Regions from separate parts of the Homo sapiens genome. Here region 2 is linked to region 1. Evidence: chromatin loops called from intact Hi-C (ENCODE). Cell type or tissue: heart right ventricle. All regions are shown on one strand. Links, peaks and the distances in the headings refer to the core of each region. The heading gives the core; the rest is flanking DNA.

Evidence for each region. Peaks named below come from ENCODE experiments on the same cell type or tissue, not always from the same donor. Only the 100,000 strongest peaks of a DNase experiment are listed, where the experiment ranks them.
Region 2: a loop joins it to region 1, with 1.8 times the contacts of the local background. A loop is called at or near these places in 14 of 110 quality-filtered maps.

The regions. Positions count from the first base shown.
Region 1 is chr9:700,863-713,506 of GRCh38, forward strand. It overlaps KANK1 (KN motif and ankyrin repeat domains 1), which reads left to right. Exons shown (of 12, transcript NM_015158.5): 3 at 9,942-12,602. It overlaps LOC107987042 (phosphatidylinositol 4,5-bisphosphate 5-phosphatase A-like), which reads right to left and starts at 9,780. Exons shown (of 1, transcript XM_017015393.3): 1 at 6,046-9,780. The coding sequence starts at 7,463. The coding sequence ends at 6,561. In heart right ventricle, for the core only: no CTCF peak of the experiment used is centred there; a DNase peak (open chromatin) is centred at 6,249; H3K4me3 peaks cover 1,872 bases; H3K27ac peaks cover 5,949 bases.
Region 2 is chr9:648,049-660,692 of GRCh38, forward strand. The region is part of intron 1 of KANK1 (KN motif and ankyrin repeat domains 1); the gene reads left to right. It also overlaps the pseudogene EIF1P1. Among named protein-coding and RNA genes, the nearest start is that of KANK1-AS1, 31 kb to the right of the region's middle. In heart right ventricle, for the core only: no CTCF peak of the experiment used is centred there; DNase peaks (open chromatin) are centred at 4,963 and 8,153; H3K27ac peaks cover 8,000 bases.

The sequences.
Region 1 (12,644 bases), core at 2,095-10,094:
GTGAAATCAGAACAAAGAAGTCAGTGTGTCCTAATTAATAGATAAAGTAATAATATCAAAGTCTCCTCCGTTTTAAAGTCCACAGGACACATTATTTCACCCCAGTGCTTTTTGCTCATATTAAAGAATGGCTCATTGTGGTAGAGTATGTAGAAAGTATTGAATGCTTTTCTTTACTCAAAAGTGGCATTTTTTATCACTTGAGCACTTGAGCGTAGTGTTATTGGCCCCAATAGGAAATGAAAGACTTGAAGACTACAGATTTTTTTTTGAAATGGAGTTTCACTCTTGCCCAGGCTGGAGTGCAATGTCATGATCTTGGCTCACCACAACCTCTGCCTCACAGGTTCAAGCAATTTTCCTGCCTCAGCCTCGCAAGTACCTGGGATTACAGGCATGCACCACCATGCTGGGCTAATTTTGTATTTTTAGTAGAGGTGGGGTTTCTCCATGTTGGTCTCGAACTCCCCACCTCAGGTGATCCAGCCGCCTTGGCCTCCCAAAGTGCTGGGATTACAGGCATGAGCCTCCGCGCCCAATGGAAGAATACAGATTATATGGCCAAAATTTCAGTTGCTATCTGTGAATTTTTATTCTTCTCGCTGTCCCCAGCACAGGCTTTCTCAGCCTCAGCGCTACTGACATTATGAGCTAGATAATTCTTTGTTGGGGGAAGGAGGGCCTGTCTTGTGCATGGCAAAATGTGTGCAGCAGCTCTGGCCTCTACACACTAGATTCGGGTAGCACCCCAAGCAGCGACAACAATAAATATCTTCAGGCATTGCCAAATGTCCCTTCGCGGGGGCAAAATCACCTCCATGCCTCGTTTGGTTGGTTTAAAAGAAAAATTACCTCCAGTTGAGAATCACTGCAAGCAGGTTAGTACTCGACTAGTTTCCTGCGATCTAATCTTCTTCCTGGTGAGTACGTTAATTTTTATGTCTTTCAAAACCATGTATTATTTGGACAGCAAGTTTAGTTTCATTAAAAGTTAAAATCATATAGTACTTTATGAATCTAGATGAAATGATTTTTGAAATATCCATAACTCCATTTCACTTTGTTAATGCAGAAGAATTGCAAGCAAATTTCTCACTGTTCTTGAGGCAGTAAATTGGGCCCCTCTCACAGAGCACTAAGTTTTATAGGAGATGAATATATAAATAAGGAGCAGACTTGCCATCAGTTTGTTGATTTCACCTTTTCTCTGAACACAGAGGAATTTGGTCTGAACTTGGAGAGTTTTCTTTAATCGATGCCGTTGCATTGGTGTTTGGTTACCCCAAATTGCAGAGTGTGCAAACTTAGTTGGGAGCGAGAGGGAGGAAATGGACTCTGTGACCCTTGGTGTCTAGGAGTGAGTTGGCTCAGAGATGATGCCAACCTAAGACAACATGGAGCCCAGTGTTAGTTAGCAGGCCATCCACTTACCTTGAGACGCTGGTATAAATTCTGGCAATGCCAGCTGTCATGTAGCTGTTTGCTTCACTTCTGCCTTTAATTACTTTTCTATGCACCCCATCCCCACTAGACTGTGAGCCTTGTGAGAACAGAGACTTTGTCCATTTTGTTCGGTGCCCCCAGCTCCGAGAACAGTGCATGGTAAATAGTAAGTGAAGATCCATAGAAAACTAGAGAGATAGAGAAAGAGAGACAGAGACAGAAAGCAGAAATTAATTCATGTGCCTTTATTATCAATATCAATTATAAATGTAAGTCGAATGTGTGAATAAATGTTTTATTCGGTCTGCACTTCCCACTGGGTATTATAACATTTTAACTGGTCCTATTGAATGTAGCCTCTTTCCCTACGTCAGTCTCACGCACGCACAATTGTCAAGACGATCTTTGTTGATGCCTTTTAGCCCCTAGTTTCAGTGGAAAAACTTGCCCTGCTCCAGGATGTGAGATTGGTGGCCTCTCCTGTACTCATCTTCTTCCCCTTGTCTAACCTTGGCATTCCTTCAGCAGCACCAACAGGTTCTGTCCTGGCTCTTCACCTTTTTACTCTGGTCATTTACCTTGTCTTCAGAACTCATCTCTCGTTAACTCGGTTCTGTTTTGATCACTAGTTTACATACTTTCATACTGCATTGTGTTTTGGTTTTTTGGAGTGGGGGCGGGGTTGTTGTTTTTTGGGGTTTTTTCAGACGGAGTCTCTCTCTGTTGCCCAGGCTGGAATGCGGTGGTGCAATCTCGGTTCACTGTAGCCTCCGCCTCCCAGGTTCAAGCGATTCTCCTGCCTCAGCCTCCCAAGTAGCTGGGTTTACAGGCATGTGCCACCACACCCAGCTAATTTTTGTATTTTCAGTAGAGACAGGGTTTCACCATGTTGGCCAGGCTGGTCTCGAACTCCTGATCTCAAGTGAACTGCCCACCCTGGCCTCCCAAAGTGCTGGGATTACAGGCATGAGTCTCCACTCATGGCCTGCATTGTTGATATATGCCTTTGTCACTGATCTCAATTAGTGTTAAGGGTGTTTGGTAGTCATCTCTCAGCTAGACTATATCTGATTTTATTTCTTAAAAATTTTTCCTCTTACTCCTTCCACTGAATAGGACCATTTTCTGTAGCCAATTAAGCTTTCAATAAATGTTTATATAATGAAAGTAGAGGTGGTGCCAGGAGCAGTCTCCACCACTGGATTTCCAGACATTCAAAAAATTTTTGTAAACACCAGGGACAGCCCTCCAATTCCAGAATATTTAGTTGGAAGCTATTACTCTCAGGATTTCAGTTGCAGATATAGCCAGTGGAATTTTGACTGTGCAAAAGCAGGCATAGTTCTGTTAGTCCAAAAAGGCTTAGTTAAGAGTCTCTTTATAACCCAGGTAGATTTTTTTTTTTAAACTGCTCTTTTTTTTTTGAGACGGAGTCTTGCTCTGTCACCCAGGCTGGAATGCAGTGGCGTGATCTTGACACACTGCAACCTCCACCTCTCTGGTTCAAGCAATTCCCCTGCCTCAGCCTCCTGAATAGCTGGGATTACAGGTGCACACCACCATGCCCAGCTAAATTTTTTGCATTTTTAGTAGAGACCTGGTTTCACCATGTTGGACAGACTGGTCTTGAACTCCTGACCTCAGGCAATCTGCCCACCTCGGCCTCCCAAAGTGCTGGGATTACAGGCGTGAGCCACTGTGCCCGGCCAAAACTGTTGTTTTTATACTTCCTCTTGATCCTGAATTAATAATTTAAGTTTTATTGTAACACTTTTCCAGTTAATAATTTAGCGTCTTTCTCCTTTTTAAGATCTAGTCTTAATTTTTGAGAGGGAAAGGGGGAAGAACTGTAGTACCTGTTAGAATTCAGTGTAACTCCAAGTAAACAAGACCCAAAACAAACGATAGCTAAAACAAAATAGACCTTTATATCTTTTTCACTTAAAAGTATAGAGGTAGGCTTTTTAGAAATGTTATAGTAGCTCTGATCCACAAAGTCCTTTGAGGCCCAAGTTCCTTCTAGTACATCGTTCCTCCACCCCTAGATATGAACTCATGTTTCAAAGTTACACTAGTGTTCTAGTCATCACATCTGCATTCCAGGCAGCAGGATGGAGGAAGGCACAAAGAAGAACATAGGTGAAAGGATTATTTCTGTGTTTCTTAATGGAGGTTCCTGGGGTATACTACATGACACTTCTGCTTACAGACTTTTATTTGCCCCTATTAGTGTGGAAGGAGGGGATAATGCATACTAAAGAACATCAAGCTGTCTTTGCCATGGCCACCCCTATTCATTCACCTCCCAAGTGAACTTTCTCATTTTATTGCAGTCAATTCCATTTGCCTTCCAAACAGAGACTTCTTGTAATATATTTTAAGACAAATGCCCAGGCCAGGTATAGTGGCTTACACCTGTAATTCCAGCATGTTGAGAGGCTGAGGTGGGAGGATTGCTTGAGGCCAGGAGTTCAAGACCAGCCTGAGCAAAATAGCAAGAACTCATCTCTATTAAAAATAATTTTAAAAAATTAAAATTAGCCAGGCGTGGTGCTACATACCTATAGTTCCCAGCTACTCAGGAAGCTGAGGCGGGAGGATCACTTGAGCCCAGGAGATAGAGACTATAGTGAGCCATGATCGCACCACGTCACTCCAGCCTGGGCAACAGAGTCGGACCCTGTCTCAAAAAAAAAAAAAAAAAAAAAAAAAGAGCAATACCCACGTGTTGTAAAAATTATAAAATATAAAGAATAAAAATCATCTATAATTCCACAACCTAAAGATAACAACTGAAACAATATCATGGAAGAAATGTCCTTAACACTAATATTTAACGAACAACTTCTGTCTTCAGAGCATCAAGATGTTTTTCAAAGTTTATTATCTTATTCTGTTGGCCAGGCACAGTGGCTCACAGCTGTAATCCCAGCACTTTGGGAGGCCGAGGCAGGCAGATTACCTGAGGTCAGGAGTTTGAGACCAGCCTGGCCAACATAGTGAAACCCCATCTCTACTAAAAATACAAAAAGTAGCTGGGCGTGGTGGCACACGCCTGTAATCCCAGCTCCTCGGGAGGACGAGGCAGGAGAATCCCTTGAACCAGGGAGGTGGAGGTTGCAGTGAGCCAAGATGGCGCCACTGCACTCTAGCAAGTTTATTATGTTATACTATATATTCAGTTATTTATTCCTTCAGTAAACGTTGTCAGACATCTCCTTTCTTCCCAGCATGTTGATAATTGGTGTGTGGTTGGGAGAGGAAGCAATGAAAAAAAAAATGTATATTTTTTTTGGGGGGGTGGGGGCGGAGATGAAGTTTTGCTCTTGTTGCCCAGGCTGGAGTGCAATGTGTGTGATCTTGGCTCACTGCAACCTTCACCTCCCAGGTTCAAGCGATTCTCCTGCCTCAGCCTCCCAAGTAGCTGGGATTACAGGTGCCCGCCACTATGCTTGGGTAATTTTTTATATTTTTAGTGGAGATGGGGTTTCACCATGTTGGCCAGGTTGGTCTCGAGCTCCTGACCTTCAAGTGATCCACCCTCCTCGGTCTCCCAAAGTGCTGGGATTACAGGCATGAGCCAGCGTGCTCTCCAAAAAAAATTTTTTTTAATTAAGTTTTTTGCTCTCTGGGTGCTTATAGTCTGGTACAAAAGACAAAAAAGTGTTTTCGTCTTGTTAAAGTTGGGAAATAAATCAGGGACTCATAAGTGCCTAATTTATGTTGATGTATGTAAACATACACTAGAAAACAGGATATTAAAAAAATAATGACACCGGGTAGTTTTATTGTAGAATAATTTTTACCATGGACAATTGTTTGTGAAAATGACACCTTGAAAACACATCTTACTTTTTTACTTGCTGGAGAATGAAACTTGAATTACAAGTCCTTTGGGTAGCCTGGTTTGAGCAGTATTAGGAAATAAGCAAGCCTAACTTAGTTAAATTCTAACCTCTTCTGATTCCCAGAAGTCCAAAGTTCATTTGGGGGTAATACAACGTGATACATGCTTTTTGTGATTTCTACAAGGTGAACTAAAGAAATAACTAAAGATGGACCAGTTAGGTTTTGGTAAAAACTGTGATAAGTTTTGTTGTGTTTTAAATACTGATGTTGAGTCAGTTCATCTTTCCTACTGAAAATCCTTAAGTGGGAAAAGTATAGAAAAAGTAGGAGTTACACCAAAATATTAACGCTTGCCACTTGATGGTAGGATCTGAGTGCCCTTTTTTTACGTTCTTTAAATTATCTGTATGTGGCTTTTTTTTTTTTTTAATGTTTTACAAGCATGTACTACTTTCGTATCTGGAAAAAGGTTTGTTTTTCTTTCATTTTTTAAGAAGAACTTTTCATCAGTGGCAAAGGCTCAGTTGAAATTAATGATAAAGGATAACTACTTGCCACGTGTCATAAGCCCAGGGCTGAGAAGAGTCAGGCAGTGCTCTGGAACCAGTGAGTGCTGCCCGGATCCTGAGAACCCGCAGAGAACAGTGGGGCTGATTGTGCCTCTGCACCTCCTCAGGTGACCGAGGGCTGGGCAGGAGGACACAGACTCTTTCATGAAGCAGTGACTAGTATAGGAAAAACAGAGCCTCTCTGTAGAGATGCTTAAAGTGCTAGCTTTATTTAAAAATCAGCTGGCAAAGCGGGAGTGAAGAACACACATTTTCAGAAGATACCGGTTTCCTGTTTTCATTAAGAAAACAGGGAATGCGGAACAGCTGAGTGCGGCGGGGGTGGTGTCACTGCAGCCGGAGGGAGACCTCGCCGGTGAAAGCTCAGCCTATGGCATCCGAGCGTGGCCGGCCAAGTTTACACGAATGTTGAAACTTCTCCTCACGGGGTGAGGATCGAGGGCGCCCGAGGCCGGGTCCGGCTGAGCTGGAGCGAGCTGTGCGGGGCAGCGCGGGCTGGCGGGGAGCGCGGCGGGCGCCACGTGGTAGGTGAGCTGCGAGCGGCGTGGGGCGGCCACCGCTGGCCGAATTCCGGGGGGCCTGGGCGAGGGGGGCCGGCCGGGAAGGTGCGCACTGCTGGGCCGCTTCACTCCACCGCAGGCCTACGGGAGTCCAGCTTAGACCCGCCGGCTCCCACACACACATCCCGGGAGGCCCGGATCAGCCTGCCTGACAGCCAAGCTGCAGCTTCTCTCCTGTTAATGGAGTTTCAGACAGTCCTGGAGACAGGTCTGGCTGCTGCAGCTTCTCTCCTGTTAATGGAGTTTCAGACAGTCCTGGAGACAGGTCTGGCTGCTGCAGCTTCTCTCCTGTTAATGGAGTTTCAGACATTCCTGGAGACAGGTCTGGCTGCTGCAGCTTCTCTCCTGTTAATGGAGTTTCAGACAGTCCTGGAGACAGGTCTGGCTGCTGCAGCTTCTCTCCTGTTAATGGAGTTTCAGACAGTCCTGGAGACAGGTCTGGCTGCTGCAGCTTCTCTCCTGTTAATGGAGTTTCAGACATTCCTGGAGACAGGTCTGGCTGCTGCAGCTTCTCTCCTGTTAATGGAGTTTCAGACAGTCCTGGAGACAGGTCTGGCTGCTGCAGCTTCTCTCCTGTTAATGGAGTTTCAGACAGTCCTGGAGACAGGTCTGGCTGCTGCAGCTTCTCTCCTGTTAATGGAGTTTCAGACAGTCCTGGAGACAGGTCTGGCTGCTGCAGCTTCTCTCCTGTTAATGGAGTTTCAGACATTCCTGGAGACAGGTCTGGCTGCTGCAGCTTCTCTCCTGTTAATGGAGTTTCAGACAGTCCTGGAGACAGGTCTGGCTGCTGCAGCTTCTCTCCTGTTAATGGAGTTTCAGACAGTCCTGGAGACAGGTCTGGCTGCTGCAGCTTCTCTCCTGTTAATGGAATTTCAGACAGTCCTGGAGACAGGTCTGGCTGCTGCAGCTTCTCTCCTGTTAATGGAATTTCAGACAGTCCTGGAGACAGGTCTGGCTGCTGCAGCTTCTCTCCTGTTAATGGAATTTCAGACAGTACTGGAGACAGGTCTGGCTGCATATTTTGAGTGATCACCTTCTCCATGTGGAGATGAAAGTTAAAAGGGAAAGAGAGAAGGACAGCTACGTTCTTTTAACACGAGCACAAGTTTCCAGGCACAGCCCTCCCGACCAGCCCTCCCATTCTTAGGCTAGAGCATGACTGCTGCTGGGCACTTCTTTCACATAGAATTCACTTCCCACACGTGTTAGAATCGAACAGCTAGAGCAATTTAATATTGTTTTAAATTGGGACGTAAGGAATATACGTCCTTTTTATTCCTCTGCTTGGCAATCTTATTTTTGTACTTTCTTTCCAACATTTGGGAAGAAAGCGGGCAGATGGAAGCAGAAGTGTTCTTCACAGCATTCACACTGTCGGGTGTAAATGTTCGGCAGTGCTGGGGGTTGGGAGGGCAGACAGCAACCAGGTTTGCTGGAAGTTACTTCAAACTGGACAGCAGTCAAGTGGGTTTGTATACTCAGGAGAGGGCAGGGAGACTGATGGCTTACATTTTCACTCATTGCTTTTGAGTTCTTTCCATAGCTCTAAAAATGCGCAGCTTATTAGCGTGGCTCTGGGAAAACAACACATGACCTGATCCTACAATTTAAAAAAATAAAAATGACCTTGCTTTTAAGTTTGAAATGCATAGCCCAGGTCAGCGACAAGGTCTGCGCTTTGAAAGGTTCTTGTGTTTCCTCTTTTAAATGTCTGGTTTAGCCTTAAGTAGTATTTACTGAGTGCCACATGATCCAGTGGTTGGAGTATGTAGGTTTTGCCCTTATCTTCATTCTTTGCATCTGTTTGAACTCATGACAATACAAAACAAGGTGTTCCTGGGATAGGGAATGTTTTGTCCAAAAGGAGTCAACACGGAGAAAACTCTTCCTACAGTTAAGACAGGGTTTGGTTTTGTTTTTAAATGAGGAGAGAAACTGAGAAGTGGAAAACACAAAATAGAGTTGAAGTCTTTCCTCTGTGTGCTTCTACTCATGCTGCCAGAGTTAATCACTAAATATCCCATGCCCCAGCTTTCTCAGCCGGGGAGGTGCCAAGGCAAATTGTAAGCCCATGGAGGTAGTCAGGAGCTGAGTGCCCTTGACCTCCATTTAGAAAGGCAGCCCAGTCTGCAAAAGACAGCAGCAGGGACATCTCATCCCAGGCCTCCTGGTTATGCTGCTGACTTTGTCTGTCTGCTACTGACTTTTAGTTTTTTTGTGTGCCTCAGATAACACTTTGAAAAACAGGAATCTTAATGTCTGCTGTCTATATTCCAAGAGACTGTAGATGACCAATGAAATTATCTACTGGACAATGCTTTCATGTCTTTTTTTTTTTTTTTTTTAATTGAGACGGAGTTTTTGCTCTGTTGCCCAGGCTAGAATGCAATGGTGTGACCTCGCCTCACTGCAACCTCCACCTCCTGGATTCAAGCAATTCTCCTGCCTCAGCCTCCCAAGTAACTGGGATTACAGGCGCCTGCCACCATGCCCAGCCAATTTTTTATTTTTAGTAGGGACGAGGTTTTACCACGTGTTGGCCAGGCTGGTCTCAAACTCTTGACCTCAGGTGATCCACCCGCCTTGGCCTCCCAAAGTGCTGGGATTACAGGAGTGAGCACCGTGCCCAGCCTTTCGTGTCTTTTATAATGAATTCTTTTAAAAATATTTAGTAAGGACTTACTATGTGCTTGTCTCTTAATCATTATCTCTGAGTACTGATGGACATAAAGATGGAAAAAGATGGAAATAGTAGACATTTTAGACTACAAAAGTGGGGAAAGAGGGGAGTGAGGGTTGAAAAATTACCTATTGAGTACGGTGTGCACTATTTGGGTGATGTGTACACTAGAAGCTCAAAGCTCATCATTACACAATATATCCTTGTAACAAGCCTGCACATGTACTCCCTGAATCTAACATACAGTTTTAAAAAATAATACAATCATTATCTCATTACATTGTTTTTAAGCCTGTGAGTTAAATATTTGCATCTCCATTTTTACTCAGGGAGAAACTGAAGTTAAGAGAGGTTTATTAACTTGCTTACCCAAGCCGGGCGCAGTGGCTCACGCCTGTAATCCCAGCACTTTGGGAGGCCAGGTTGGGTGGATCACCTAAGGTCAGGAGTTCGAGACCAGCCTGGCCAACATGGTGAAACCCTGTCTCTACTAAAAGTGTAAAAATTAGCCAGGCGTGGTGGTGCACCCCTGTAATCCCAGCAACTCAGGAGGCTGAGGTAGGAGAATTGCTTGATCCCAGGAGACGGAGGCTGCAGTGAACCGAGATCATGCCATTGCAGCTCCAGCCTGGGTGACAGAATGACCTGTCTCAAAAAAAAAAAAAACAAAAAAAAACAAAAAAAACTTGCTTACCCAGCTGTTGTAGATCCAGGTTCAAAACATAGGTGTGTCAACTCTTAAAATCATACCAGCTTGCTGTACTGCAACAAACACAAATATTAGTTTTTACCATTAGGTGTATTGCATGTCATTATAATATTCTTTTCTCCCTCTTCTAGGAAAAGCAGGTGATATTCTCAGTGGAGACCAGGACAAGGAACAGAAAGACCCTTACTTTGTGGAGACCCCCTATGGTTATCAACTAGACTTAGATTTCCTCAAATATGTGGATGACATACAGAAGGGAAATACCATCAAAAGACTGAACATCCAGAAGAGGCGGAAGCCGTCCGTGCCATGCCCAGAACCCAGGACCACATCTGGTCAGCAAGGTATATGGACTTCCACTGAATCCCTCTCATCCTCCAACAGTGATGACAACAAGCAGTGCCCCAACTTCCTCATAGCCAGAAGTCAAGTTACATCAACTCCAATCTCAAAGCCACCTCCCCCTCTGGAGACCTCACTCCCTTTTCTTACCATCCCAGAAAATCGACAGCTGCCACCTCCCTCACCACAACTCCCAAAGCATAACCTTCATGTCACCAAGACACTGATGGAGACCCGGAGAAGACTGGAACAGGAGAGAGCCACCATGCAGATGACACCGGGTGAGTTCAGAAGGCCCAGGCTGGCCAGTTTTGGAGGCATGGGCACCACAAGCTCCCTCCCTTCTTTTGTGGGTTCTGGAAACCACAATCCTGCCAAGCACCAGCTTCAGAATGGATACCAAGGTAATGGGGATTATGGTAGCTATGCCCCAGCTGCTCCCACCACTTCCTCCATGGGGAGCTCCATCCGCCACAGCCCCCTGAGCTCAGGGATCTCCACCCCAGTGACCAACGTGAGCCCCATGCACCTGCAGCACATCCGCGAGCAGATGGCCATTGCTCTGAAACGCCTGAAGGAGCTGGAGGAGCAGGTGCGAACCATCCCTGTGCTCCAGGTAAAGATCTCTGTCTTGCAAGAAGAGAAAAGGCAGTTGGTCTCACAGCTGAAAAACCAAAGGGCTGCATCCCAGATCAATGTCTGTGGTGTGAGGAAGCGGTCCTATAGTGCGGGGAACGCCTCCCAGCTGGAACAGCTCTCCCGGGCCCGAAGAAGTGGCGGGGAATTATACATTGACTATGAGGAGGAAGAAATGGAGACCGTAGAACAGAGCACGCAGAGGATAAAGGAGTTCCGGCAACTTACAGCAGACATGCAAGCCCTGGAGCAGAAGATCCAGGACAGCAGCTGTGAGGCCTCCTCAGAGCTCAGGGAGAATGGAGAGTGCCGGTCTGTGGCTGTGGGTGCCGAGGAGAACATGAACGACATCGTCGTGTACCACAGAGGCTCCAGGTCCTGTAAGGATGCAGCTGTAGGGACACTTGTTGAGATGAGAAATTGTGGGGTCAGCGTGACAGAGGCCATGCTTGGAGTGATGACTGAAGCTGACAAAGAAATTGAGCTGCAACAGCAGACCATAGAATCCTTGAAGGAAAAGATCTATCGCCTAGAAGTACAGCTTAGAGAAACCACCCATGACCGGGAGATGACTAAACTGAAACAAGAGCTGCAGGCTGCTGGATCGAGGAAAAAGGTTGACAAAGCCACGATGGCCCAGCCGCTTGTTTTCAGTAAGGTGGTGGAGGCAGTGGTGCAGACCAGAGACCAAATGGTCGGCAGTCACATGGACCTGGTGGACACGTGTGTTGGGACCTCCGTGGAAACAAACAGTGTAGGCATCTCCTGCCAGCCTGAATGTAAGAATAAAGTCGTAGGGCCTGAGCTGCCTATGAATTGGTGGATTGTTAAGGAGAGGGTGGAAATGCATGACCGATGTGCTGGGAGGTCTGTGGAAATGTGTGACAAGAGTGTGAGTGTGGAAGTCAGCGTCTGCGAAACAGGCAGCAACACAGAGGAGTCTGTGAACGACCTCACACTCCTCAAGACAAACTTGAATCTCAAAGAAGTGCGGTCTATCGGTTGTGGAGATTGTTCTGTTGACGTGACCGTCTGCTCTCCAAAGGAGTGCGCCTCCCGGGGCGTGAACACTGAGGCTGTTAGCCAGGTGGAAGCTGCCGTCATGGCAGTGCCTCGTACTGCAGACCAGGACACTAGCACAGATTTGGAACAGGTGCACCAGTTCACCAACACCGAGACGGCCACCCTCATAGAGTCCTGCACCAACACTTGTCTAAGCACTTTGGACAAGCAGACCAGCACCCAGACTGTGGAGACGCGGACAGTAGCTGTAGGAGAAGGCCGTGTCAAGGACATCAACTCCTCCACCAAGACGCGGTCCATTGGTGTTGGAACGTTGCTTTCTGGCCATTCTGGGTTTGACAGGCCATCAGCTGTGAAGACCAAAGAGTCAGGTGTGGGGCAGATAAATATTAACGACAACTATCTGGTTGGTCTCAAAATGAGGACTATAGCTTGTGGGCCACCACAGTTGACTGTGGGGCTGACAGCCAGCAGAAGGAGCGTGGGGGTTGGGGATGACCCTGTAGGGGAATCTCTGGAGAACCCCCAGCCTCAAGCTCCACTTGGAATGATGACTGGCCTGGATCACTACATTGAGCGTATCCAGAAGCTGCTGGCAGAACAGCAGACACTGCTGGCTGAGAACTACAGTGAACTGGCAGAAGCTTTCGGGGAACCTCACTCACAGATGGGCTCCCTCAACTCTCAGCTCATCAGCACCCTGTCGTCTATCAACTCTGTCATGAAATCTGCAAGCACTGAAGAGCTGAGGAACCCTGACTTCCAGAAAACCAGTCTGGGTAAAATCACAGGTAGGTGGTACCCTGAGGACCTGGGAATGAGGAAGGATGGGG
Region 2 (12,644 bases), core at 3,198-11,197, 52 kb before region 1:
GGAGTGGTGCAGTGGTGCAATCTTGGCTCACTGCAACCTCCGCATCCCGGGTTCAAGCAATTCTCCTGCCTCAGCCTCCCGAGTAGCTGGGACCACAGGCACACACCACCACGCCTGGGTAATTTTTATATTTTTAGTAGAGACGGGGTGTCATCATGTTGGTAAGGATGGTCTCAATCTCTTGACCCTGTGATCCGCCTGCCCCAGCCTCCCAAAGTGCTGAGATTACAGGCGTGAGCCACCACGCCTGGCCAGTTCTTTTCCTTTAACTTGTATTAACTGCATAGTAGTTAGTTTCTCTTTCTTCTTTCTTTAATAGGATCATCTCAACATATTTAAAAACTATGCCGTATATGTATAAGATTTGCCACCTCTGGGTCATTAAATGGCATCACAGACATAGAAATGTACCAATTCCTTTTTTATGAAATTTATCCATTCATGCAAAAGAAGTATGATAATTAAAAATAATTTTGAACATTGGGTATCCTAGGCTCTGAGCGCGAGGCTCTCAGAAAATTAAAATGACATCATCATCGTACTTGCAAAGCTTAAAGCCCAGTGGGGAAGAGCAACATGATAGTAACAAAGGTAGAGTGTAATAAGTGCGGTTGCAGAATCGCAGGCCAAGGGGAGCTCACGTCTTTGAGCTTCAATTTCTTTATCTGTTGCGGGGGAGAGTATCTCATGAAGCTGTTTTGAAGCTTATCTAAGACAATGCATGTGAAAACACTGTAAAATTATAAAGCTGCGGACATGTCAGTTGTCATGTTTGGTTTAAAATAGAAGCTGGGAGACTCTTTATTCTGAAACCATGTAGATAATCCAGGGATGAGACTCTAGTTAAAGTGAGGAAAACAATGTACTTGCATGTCAATTGCAGTTCCTGGGAGAATGTTTGTATTATTAGGAGACTCTCATTCCAGAAATCATTTTGTTGGCATTTATACTAAGTGGCGATGACACTGAGAACAGCACAGCTTCATCTGACATCTGACGTTATTGTCAGCCTTTCTTAGTACCCATGGTATGTTTTTACTGTATCTCGTGAATAAGATAATATATTAAGTCTCCTGGCATATAAGGATATATGTAAGATACGTGTTGTATAGTTGGTTTCTAGAGTGTCTTCATAGCAGTCTTCCAGTATTTCTATTTATTGCTATTCCCTCTCCACCTCTGTTTCTTTCCCATTAGTTCTTTACAGGTAGGGAGATTATATGTCCCAGTTTGCCTGTCCTGGTTTATGTCTCTTGTCCCTACATCCCATCTACTTAACATTTTAACACCCTCGAAAGCGTCCCAATTTGGACCTCACCTTATCTGGTCACCCTGGCTCAAAGCATAGAAGAAAATTAAATGAAGAGCCAGCAAATTAGTGAAATTGTACAGATGTGTGATAACTGACTTCAGTCACTGAGCTGAGCTGATTTACAGAGTGTGGATTTGGTCCAGTAATATCTTGGAATGCAGCTTACAGATGTAAGTAAGTAGTGCCTGATTATAGCTACACACTATAGCAGGTTTCCTAATGAGCTGTTAAAACGAAAGCATGTGTTTGTTCACTGTGGCACAGAACAGTAGCTTTGACACTTCAGTAGTTTTCACCATAGCATGGCTTGTTGGGGCTTGAAGACTGGCATTCCTTCTTAAAGGCCCATCAAGGTTTTCATTCACTGTGAGCTATGTGTTAAGCTGGTACTGATCTCGTTTTTGACCATCATTCACCCATGGCAGCCAACCAGGGAGGTGTAAAATGCTTTTGTCCCCCTGCCCACATATGCACCTCCTTTGGTGTGACCCATGGGATGACAGTTGCGATGCAGCTTGAAAGGATGGCTCTACATTGCAGCTTCTCTGCGTCATCCCCGTTGCCCTTTTAGAATGAGAAAAGAGGATTGAAAGGTTCAAAAGCCTAGAGAGAAAATTCTGCAGTCCTGTGTTTTTCTGAGCAGAGGGAAAGGTGCTACTTCGTAAGACTGCTTGCAATCCCCAATATAATAGAATAAAACTGTCCCTACTGCCAGCATTAATATGAAATTTGTATAAAGGTGGAGGGATTACTTTACTGTTTTATTAATATGCAATCCCAATATTTTCATTGCAGGGCAGCTTGCAAATTCATTGCAAATTATGCTGAGTTAAAATCAAATACATAAATCTACCTTTCTCTGTTGGCAGCTGTATTGGAGTTTGGGATTGGCCTCTGTGCTTATTAGAGCCAAAGAATGTATATTATTTAATTCTTGCAAAGTGAAAGTAAAAGATCAGGAAATAAAGACAAATCAGGGGAATGGAACATTTTTAGTGCGATTCCTCTTTTACTCTCCAGCAAGGGAAAGTGGCTTAAAGATCTCTGTTAAAACAGTGCTTCTCACACTTTAATGTGAGACTCTTGTTATGTAGATTCTTACTCCTGGGTCTAGGATGGGGGCCTAAGATTCTGCATTTCTAACTAGCTGTAGAGCATGCTGGTGCTGCTGGACCACAGGCCATGACTTGAGTAGCAGGTTGTCAGGAAGTGTGTGCTTCAGTGGGCTGTGACTCTGCATATCCCTGTTGTGAAATATGCAGATGAGAGTGGCACACACCAGACCCTCAACTGGCAGGAGGAGCTGTGTTTTAGCTAGAGGTTAGGGTGAGAGGGACCACCCAGACTTGTAAAGCTTAAGTATTGTCCCCGGTCTCTTTACCAGTCTTAAGGTATCCCTAACAGAGGCCCAATGTTCCTGCTAATGAAATGAATAAAGAAATGTTGCAGTCCATGGATTTGTAATTCCAGTAACGGCTTATTTTACATCTATTAAAGGCTACAAGGAAAGAAGTGGAGGGAAGGGCTGGAAGACTAAGAAAATAGGAAATGAGAAGAAATGCACAAAGGAGAGTTGCATTTCCTCCTGCTTCTGTCAAAGGAAAAAAAGATGTTATGTGCCTTCTCTTTCCACCTCTAAATAAAGCAACAGGGCCACCACTAACTAGTTTGTGTGACTATATTCTGGCTATTTAACCTCTGCTATTTCACAAAAAGTCCTCATCTGTGAAAGGAGGAATTTGGAATCGGGACAGTTTTCGGAACCCCTTCAATTGTTAAAGCATAGCGACTAAGAATTTTATGGTCATACAACACTAAAAATCATACATATGTCCTTAGGAATGGGGTTTTATTTCTGTAAGAGCACCTCCAAAACAAGTGGTGTGTTAATACATGTGCATTTTATATTTTTCTTTATATTCTTTGTTCTCTTCCTTTTAAGAAAATCTAGTTTGTTTCATTGCTTCAAAATTCCTGAAAAATTTTCTGTCTTTTTATATAATACAGAGTTGGCTGTGTTAATTTCTGCTTCCATCATACTAATTTAGGAAACGTGGCCTAACAGTGGCAGGAATAGCTAGAACTTTCTTCTGTGACTTACTGGCATTTTCCCTAAGCATCTGCATGTGTTGGGTGTATGTGTAAGTACCATGCATTGGATACATCCTCTGTTGAAAGGATAAAGGAATGCTTGTTCGTTCCACAAGTTACCTTGGCTCCAACTCTGTTCCATACTCAGCCTGTTCTCTCAACACAATGATGTCTTCAGTCTTAGGACAGAAGTCTGGAGTTCATTCACATCTCTATTTTGATTAATTGTTTTACACATCAGGCTCCATATAATGTAGTGGATAATGAAATGCTCTAAGTGAGTTAGGGATTTTCAGTTCTTAGACTTGTGGATGAGAGAATTTCAAAAATTATCTACAAATTTACCAACATAGATAATGTTTGTATGATATACAGAGGTTGAGTTTTATAAAATATAAATTGCTCTGAGCCAGAAATGAAAAATAAATGTAGAATCCCATGATAAAAAACTAAAGTTGCTATATTAAAATTAATAGTATACTGGGATTTTTGAAACATTGTTTTGAGGATGTGTTTACTATGTTCAAAGCAATAAATTTAGGAATGGAATCTAGTTTCATTAGCCCTGCTATAACATTTTGGAGAGAATATAAATTAATACCTGCTTTTTGAAGGACAACCTGACATTATCCATTAGAATGTGTAGGCCCTATTTTCTTCATCTCACAGATTCATTTCTTGTAATTTACCCATTTATAATTAATTATTGCAAATATGTGTTTGGAATTATTGGACAGGTACAGAAAGCTATATGTAGAAGTACATTCATCAGAGTGTTTGCAGTGTGGGCCAGGTGCGACGGTTTACTCCTGTAATCCCAGCACTTTGGGAGGCTAAGGCGGGTGGATCATCTGAGGTCAGGAGTTCGAGACCAGCCTGGCCAACATGGTGAAACCCCGTATCTACTAAAAATACAAAAAAATTAGCCAGACATAGTGGTCTGCACCTGTAATCCCAGCTACTCAGGAGGCTGAGGCAAGAGAATCACTTGAATCTGGTAGGCAGAGTTTGCAGTGAGCCGAGATCGTGCCATTGCACTCCAGCCTGGGCGACAAGAGCGAAACTGTGTCTCAAAAGTAAAATAAAGTGTTTGCAGTGTGAAGAAACAATCTAAATATTCAACAATAAAGGAAGGTCAAATGAGACAAAGATGAAAGGGGAATACTATGCAGCCATAAAAGAGAGATGTGGTTGTTATCTTAGGAAGATGACTATAATATGAAGTTAAAAGTTACAAAGGAACATTTGGGAAGAATGTATAGGTACATACATGCTTATAAAACCACAAGAAAGAACTGGGAAGCAATACACCAAAGCGTTGATAGTAGTAGAATTACGGCTGATTTTTTACTTTCTCTGTCATGCATTTCTTTATTGTTGAATATTTAGTACTAGTACATGGAGAGGGAATAGAAAACTTAATTTGGAAGGGATGGGGAAAAAGTAGCCACCCTGGGAGCTGAGTTAGAGGAGAACACAGAGCCCAGGTGTTTCAGCATCTGTTCCGGCGTTGGCGGTGGGAATTCTCTGAATAGTCCTCACTGTGCCAGAGAAGCTTTCTGCGCACAGCTGGGTCCTGTGAGGCAAGACCTGTGTCCTGCTGACTCATACACAGCATCCCATATGGCCTTAACTTTATTTAGCAACGTCAGCTCAAGGAAGCCTTGTGTTCCCTTTGGGCCCAGGATTTAGAAGAGCATAATCATAGAATGTCTGTCAGGCCTGGAAGTGTCATTAGGGCTGTCCTAGTCTGGACATGAAGAGTCTGAGGCCCAGAGCATTTAAGTAACGTTCCCAGAGTCCCAGAGGTAGTTCGAGGCCAACTGGAAATGAAAATGCGGTTCCCAGGCTCGTGGTCTCTCTAGTGCTACTACTTTGCTTGTCTCCAAGCTCTGCTCTGGTGGATGAGTCTCCAGTTCTCACAAGCAGTTTTTAAGGCCAGAGCAAAAGGTTTCCAGGTAAGAGAATTTTTTTTGTCATATAAGAGAAGATTAAATTAATAGGACTTTTGTTCAGATCTGCATTCAGTGAGATACATGGAAATTCAGAGGTTATTGACTTTCCTTGGGTCTGGCCTCTTTTGGATATTTAATAAAGGCTGCAAAACCTTTCCCTTGAACGATGCAAGTTTGCTGAAAACCACAAAACTTTGCATTTGATTTCGGAGGTTTCAAGAGCCCTGTAAAGCCTGTCCCTGGGTTCTGAATGTCCTTTGTCTTGTGCTCCCCTGTTTTCAAGCAGTTCTTTTGCATTTGGAGGTAACAGAACTGTGATCTGGTTTGGTTTTCATACCTTTGTTGCAGATATGTTTTCTTCAAATAAAAAAGAAGGAGAGGATAGCAACTAGGAAGATGAACAAGCCTCATCACATTGGATACTTAGTGTTGTCTTTGTGTTTACAGTTGCTGTTAGATTGTCATTCCAATAAAAGTAAAATTATGTAATACTTTTTAAAGCTCCCATCACACTAGCACAACTGCTTTCATTTTTTGCAGAGTGTGCCACCCTGTTCCTTTCCACATGGATACTTCCTGGTTACAGCCAAAGACTGTTCATTATGCCCTTTCATGCTTCCACATGAAAGACACAAACTGAGGCTGAAATTGAGTGGCTTCTTACCAGAAATTAGGTATTTGAATAAGAGCAGATCGTTTTTACTTAAAAGATGTAAGTTTTGAAAATGACCACATGCAGCAGTTAACACACTGATGACTGGACTTACCTGAAGAGTCTCTGATTCAGTAGCCCGTTGTGGGGCCCAAGCATTTCTAATAAGTCCTCAGGTGATGCTGACATCACTGGTCCACGGCCAGACTTTGAGAAACAGTGGCCCAGAGAATAACAGTCTTAGAAGGCAGGGTGTTTTCCAAATTTTGCTGAAGACAAGAATCAGTTGAGAATGTTTGTTAGAAATGTAAATTTTAACACCATGTCAGACTCACTGAATCAAAATCTCTGGGAGAATCTTGGAATAGTATATTACCAGATCTGGAGGAACTACTATTCTCTTGCTATCAGGTAAGCCCCATAGAGTGTCACTTGTTTGCAAACCACTCACAGGACAATAGAATTTTTTTTTTCAAACACTAACTCAACCAGAAGGGACAATGTAATATATTTACCACTCAATCGTTTCTCATCCATTGTCTGCTTTGACCCTATGAGCCCATGAGCACCTAGCAGCATCCACATTTTTAAATGAATTTTAAGTCACCCTTCTAAGACATAAATATTTTTGTTTCAGGTACCAATATATTGTTTGAAAGAGATACCAGAATACCTGCTTTCTGAGAATTTCCTCAAGTTTTACTGAGTTCCTTTTTAATAAGCATAGTCACAATATGCATTTGTGTGTGTGTGTGTGAGAGAGAGAGAGAGAGAGAGAGAGAGAGAGAGATAAAGGGAGGAAGGAAAAAGAAATGTGGTTTTCTGCCAAGTTCAAGTTCCCTAGTGATGGTGATGCTGCTGATCTCGGAACACGTTTTGAGAACCACTGGAATAGACCAATAACTCTCAAATGTAGCAGTTGGAATCTCCTGGAGGAGCTTTGAAATATACTTCTGCTCAGGTCTCACCCCCAGAGATTAGTTCAATTGGTCTTTGATGAGACCTAGACAGTAATTCTAATAATCATCCAGCCGGGCGTGGTAGCTCACGCCTGTAACCCCAGCACTCTAGGAGGCCAAGGCGAGTGGATCACCTGCGGTCAGGAGCTCGGGACCAGCCTGGCTAACGTGGTGAAACCTCGTCTCTACTAAAAATACAAGAAATTAGTCGGGCATGATGGCACACGCTTGTAATCCCAGCTACTCGGGAGGCTGAGGCAGGAGAATCGCTTGAACCCGGGAGGCAGAGGTTGCGGTGAGTGGAGATCACTCCATTGCACTCCAGCCTGGGAAACAAGAGCAAAATTCTGTCTAAAAAAAAAAAAAAAAAAAAATCCAAGATTGTGAACCATTACTGTAGGTTGCTCCAGATAAAAGGTAATGGGTTAGGAAGCTTAAGACTTGATGAGGAAAAATAAAGGTTAAACCAGTGCTCCTTCCACTTCAGTGTGCATACAAATCACCTGGGGGTCTTGCTGGAATGCAGATTGATTCTGTAGGTCTAGGGTAGGGCCCAAAATGCTGCTTTTTTAAATCAAGTCAGGCAGATGCTGCTAAGATTGCCCAGGGGTCTACACTTTGAGTAGTGAGGTGGTTAGAAAGTGTTGACCTATGTAAGTGCTTATCAACACACAGTTTTTATATATTTTTACGTAGTATAGAACAAATAAAAGCAATGTCATTGAGATTTCAGATACCTTAGAAACAATAAATATTTTGCCATTAATGACTATTTCCCTTCCCTTGATGGCTAAAACGTTTTGTTTTTGCTTCTCCCTACCTGCTTACTCAGAGTTTCAATCAAATGTTTGTAAATTAATTTTGCTTTAGTATGACACATGTAGTAACAGGCCTTTCCCCTTTGTAACTGAGTCCCAGGATTCACGGAGTTTGAGGATCTTGCCTTCTGGCTTCCTCCTTGCCTCAGACCCTGCCCTTTAGGGGTTACTGCCCTAAGAGGCTGAAAGTTTAGTAATGCCCCAGAGCCTCGTTGCAGGAGCTAGTCACTTTTGGCACTTTCTTGCTGTCAGACCGCAGGCTCTGGGAGCCAGTCTTCTTGGGACATGGCTTCATCCTGTGTCTCTGGCTTGAGCCCAACCTTTCAGGCCTGGGTTAGGGGTGAAGCCTTTTATCTGGCAGGTCCCACAGTCTGGCGCCTTTCCCAGCGTGGTGGAGTTGAGACCTTGCTGTCAGAGCCTGTTCAGAAGGAGAGAGGGAGAGACAAGACCTTCGCGTGAGGAGGAAAGAGTTTAAGTCCCGTCTGTGGAATCTGTTTCCCCTGGCTTGTTGAATTTTCTCAGCTGAACATGGCAGAAGTGGTTGATATTTGAATTAGAGGCTATGAAAGTGTCCTTGGGAAATGGGTGGGGCTGAGCCAGTGGTCTTCCCTTTTGCCTCTACCTCATGCTGACCAGGGGACAAGGCTCTGTCTCCTGGGTGTGGCCTGTCATTGGTCAGTCTGTGACCATACTGCTATTCTCCAAGGCATTCCTCAACAGAATGGGATCAGGCTTTTTCAGTCATTTCCCATTTTTAAAGGACATCTCCATGGCAGATGCCCCTACTCCCTCCCGGTGCCTGAATATTTGCCTGTCTAGCGTGGGTAGGTGAACGTCAGCAGAACTCTTGAAGAATCACTAAAGGGATGTGCTTGTCCTAGCAGGAGAGCCTGTGACAATAAAAAAGCAGAGAATGTTCTGAGTCTCCTGTATTAAAAAGGGAAAAGCTTAAGTGAGGTTTATTTCCACTAAAGGATAGCAACATAAGGCAGCTTGACCTTTAGTGTGACTGGAGCACCGTAAATGCTACTTCTACTTTTTTCCTTTTTTTTTATTGTGGTGAAAAACACATAGCATAGATTTGCCCTCTGAATGTTTAAGTGTACACTTCATTATTGTTAACTGTATGCACAATGCCATGACAGATCTCTAGAACTTTTCCATTTCACATGACTAAAATGCTGTGCTCATCAAACAACTCTGTTTCCCCCTGTGCCAGCCGCTGGCACCAACCTTTCTACTTTCTGTTTCTATGACTTTAATTACATGTATGTGTCATAGAAATTTGGCTTTTTGTGATTGGCTTATTTCACTTAGCATAGTGTCTTCAAGTTTCCATTCTATTCATGTTGTAGCATGTGATAGAATTTCCTTTTTTGTAGGCTAGATAATAGTCCATTGTATGCATATACCACATTTTCCTTAGGCATTCATCTGTTAATGGACTTTTAGGTTGCTTCTGCATGTTGGTCATTGTGAATAATTCTGTAGTGAACATGGGGATGCAAATGTCTCTTCGAGTTCCTGTTTTTAGTTCTTTTGGGCATATACCCAGAAGTAGGGTTCTTGAATCTCATGGTAGTTCTATTTCTTATTTTTTTGAGGAACCTCTATACTGTTTTCTGTAGCAGCTGCACCATTTTACAGTTTCACCAACAACTCTCACCAATGTAGGGTTCCAGTTTCTCTACATGCTACCGATGCTTTGTTTTTTTGTTGTTGTTTGTTCTTGTTTTTTTTTAATAGTGGCCATCCTAATGAGTATGAGGTGATACTGTGGTTTTGATTTGGTTCTGCCTTTTTAAACTCCAAATTCAGTCTCTGGTTACAGCTTTTCCCATAACCATTTTCAGGTGAGGTGCGTATGCTGCGTTGGTAACATAAATTTAACATTGTGAGAGCTTTTATCAGGCAGCAAATTGTAAAGCCCCTTCTAGGTCAGACAGTTGACCTCTGTAAAGCTTAAGTTAGGAACTTTTATGTTCTTAATAAAACACAAGAAAATATGGGAAATTTCCATTTGGCATGAGCCTTTCTGTTTTCTTGGTGGTGGTGGTGTGGGGGTGGTATAGGCTCTCCCTAAATTGCCCAGGCTGGAATGCAGTGGCTCTTCACAGGTGCAATCATAGCTCACTACAGCCTCGAACTCCTGTCTCAGCCTCACAAGTACTGGGACTACAGGCATGAACCACCATACCCAGTTCCATTCTGCTTTAAACAGTGGAAAAAATACATGTATTTTTTAAATGGAAGGGTTGGTTATATCTTCAATGTGAAATCCTCTATGTGAAATCTAAATAAACTATTCCTGGAATGTCCAGTGTCCTTTCCCCGTGATGATAAACAAAGCCCAGAGCTGCCTCTCTTTAAAGATAGTAAGAAGCCTATGCATAAACAAAACACTTAAAAATAAGATCATTTATTTTATTTTACTCATCCGCTTAAACCCATCAATGACTTTTAACTTAGAAGAAAACCTAGTCTTCCTACTATGACCAACAGGACTAAGCAAATCTCATAACCTAGCCTCTGCTTACCTCTCACTTCAGCCCAACCTACTCTTTCCCTCTCTTAAAAACTCAGTAGCTGAAATATATGGAGCTCTTTCTGGCCCCGAGCCTCCAGACCTTTTAAAGAAAAAAAAAGATTGTAATTTTGATGAAGACCGCATTGTCAATTTTTATTTCTATGGCTCTTACTTTTGGTATTATGTCTAGACCTCTCTAAGCCCTAGGTCTTAAAGATCTTCTAGGTTTTCTTAAGTTTTATAGTTTTTTTTTTAATTTTAGATTTAAGATTCATTTGGAATTAACTTTTGTATAAGACAGACGGTTAAGAAGATTCATTATTTTGACTATAGATACCAGATTGCTGTAGCACTGTTTGTTGAAAAGACTTTCCTTCCTTTTCTGAAAGAGTTTTTCTTTTCTGAAATGCCTTTGTCAAAAATCGCATAGGCACATCTGTGTGGGTCTATTTCTGGGCTGTATGCTGTTCCTGGGACCATTTTTACCTTCCACCTTTCCCCTAGTTAACTCCTACTTATCCTTCAGGTCTTAGTTTCAATGTTGTTTCCGTGGAAAGACCCTTAAGGACCACCCATTCCTATACATCTGCATACCCTCAACTTCAGTCCTAAGGAAGGGTACCTCTGTTATTCTCACTCAACACCTGTTTTTTTCTCCTTCGTAGCATTTAGCATAATACGTTTATAACTTTTTTTGTTTGTGCACATATAGTTCGTGCCTATAAGCCTCAAAAAGGCAAGAACTGAGTTTATTTTGTTCACCACTGTAGTGCCCAGCACTGTGCCTATTACATGCTGAGTTCTCAGTCAATATTTTTGAATAAATGAGTGAAACAAAGTTAGGCTTCCTGGGGGATGTTTTCTAAATCCCTAGGTATCATTTTCTTAAAATTAGAGGATATTCTTGGCTCTTGGAGCCTTAGGGCATAATTTTTTTCCCAGTTAACCCATCTTTGAAGATAGGGATTTTGAGAACTTTTGGCCTACCTCAGGGTCACCTAGCGGGTTATCAAAATGCAGATTGCAGGGCCCCAAACCCAGAGTTCCTGCTTCAGTAGGTCTGGGATGGGCCCCAAAATTTGGATTTCTAATAAGTTCCCAGAAAATAATGCTGATGCTGCTGTTCTGGGAACCCACTTTGAGAACTGTATTAGTCTGTTCTTGTACTGCTATGAAGAACTACCTGAGACTGGGTAATTTATAAAGAAAAAAGGCTTAATCGACTCACAGTTCCACAGGCTGTAAAGAAGCATGGCTGGGAAGCGTCAGGAAACTTACAGTCATGGTGGATGGCGAAGGGGAAGGTGGCACGTCCTATGTGGTGGGAGCAGGAGAAAAAGAGGGAAGAAGGTAATGCTATGCACTTTCAAACAACCAGTTCTCGGGGGAAGTCCGCCCCCATGATCTAATCACTTCCCACCAGGCCCCTCTTCCAGCACGGAGGATTATAACTCATAAGATTTGGGTGGGGACACAAATCCAAACCGTATCAAGCACTAGTGTTTTAACGTTAAGAATCTGAAGAGGCCCGAGTCACTGAGCCGCCACTGCCAAGGACTCATCTCCCCCTTCTCCCGCCACCGCCCGCTTTTGCAGCCATTTCCACTGAGGAAAAACAATCGTATGTCCACAGTCCAGAACCTCCACTCTTTCCACCCCTTTGCTGATACAAGTAAGGGTGATACCTGTCCTGCTGGCACTGAGGATTATATCCATATAAGAATTCATCCAACAGAGAAATGGCAGGAAGACCCTTACTACTGTCCAAGGGACTGCTGATGATTATGATAAAAAGAAACCAATGAAGGCATTTAAAAAGAAATTTGCCTGCAATGATACTGTAATTGAGCATCCAGAATATGGAGGTCATTCAGCTACAGGGTGACCAGCACAAGAACATGTGCCAGTTCCTCTTAGAGATTGGAATGGCTAAGGACAACCAGCTAAATGTTCATGGGTTTTAACTGCTGTGGCTCGCTGAAGCTTGAATGAGGTTTTCCTTGCAATGAGTAGAATTTCCTTTCTGTCCCTTGTCACAAGTTTAAAAACCTCACAGCTTTGTATAATGTAACCATTTGTGGTCTGCTTTTAACTTGACCTAGTGTAATTCCTTCATGCAGTAAACTTGAAAGAGCCATGCTGTCTAGTCTTGAAGTCCCTCATTTAAACAGAGGTCAAGCAGTAGGCGCCTGGCAGTGTCAAGTCTGAAACAAAGCAATACTGTCATGTTTCAGCCACACCTAGACCCCTAAGATCATAGACAACTACGTCTGGCCAGAAGCTCCTCCGCTCTCCCTCTGCAGAGTTCCCTGCCCTAAGAGACTGTCACC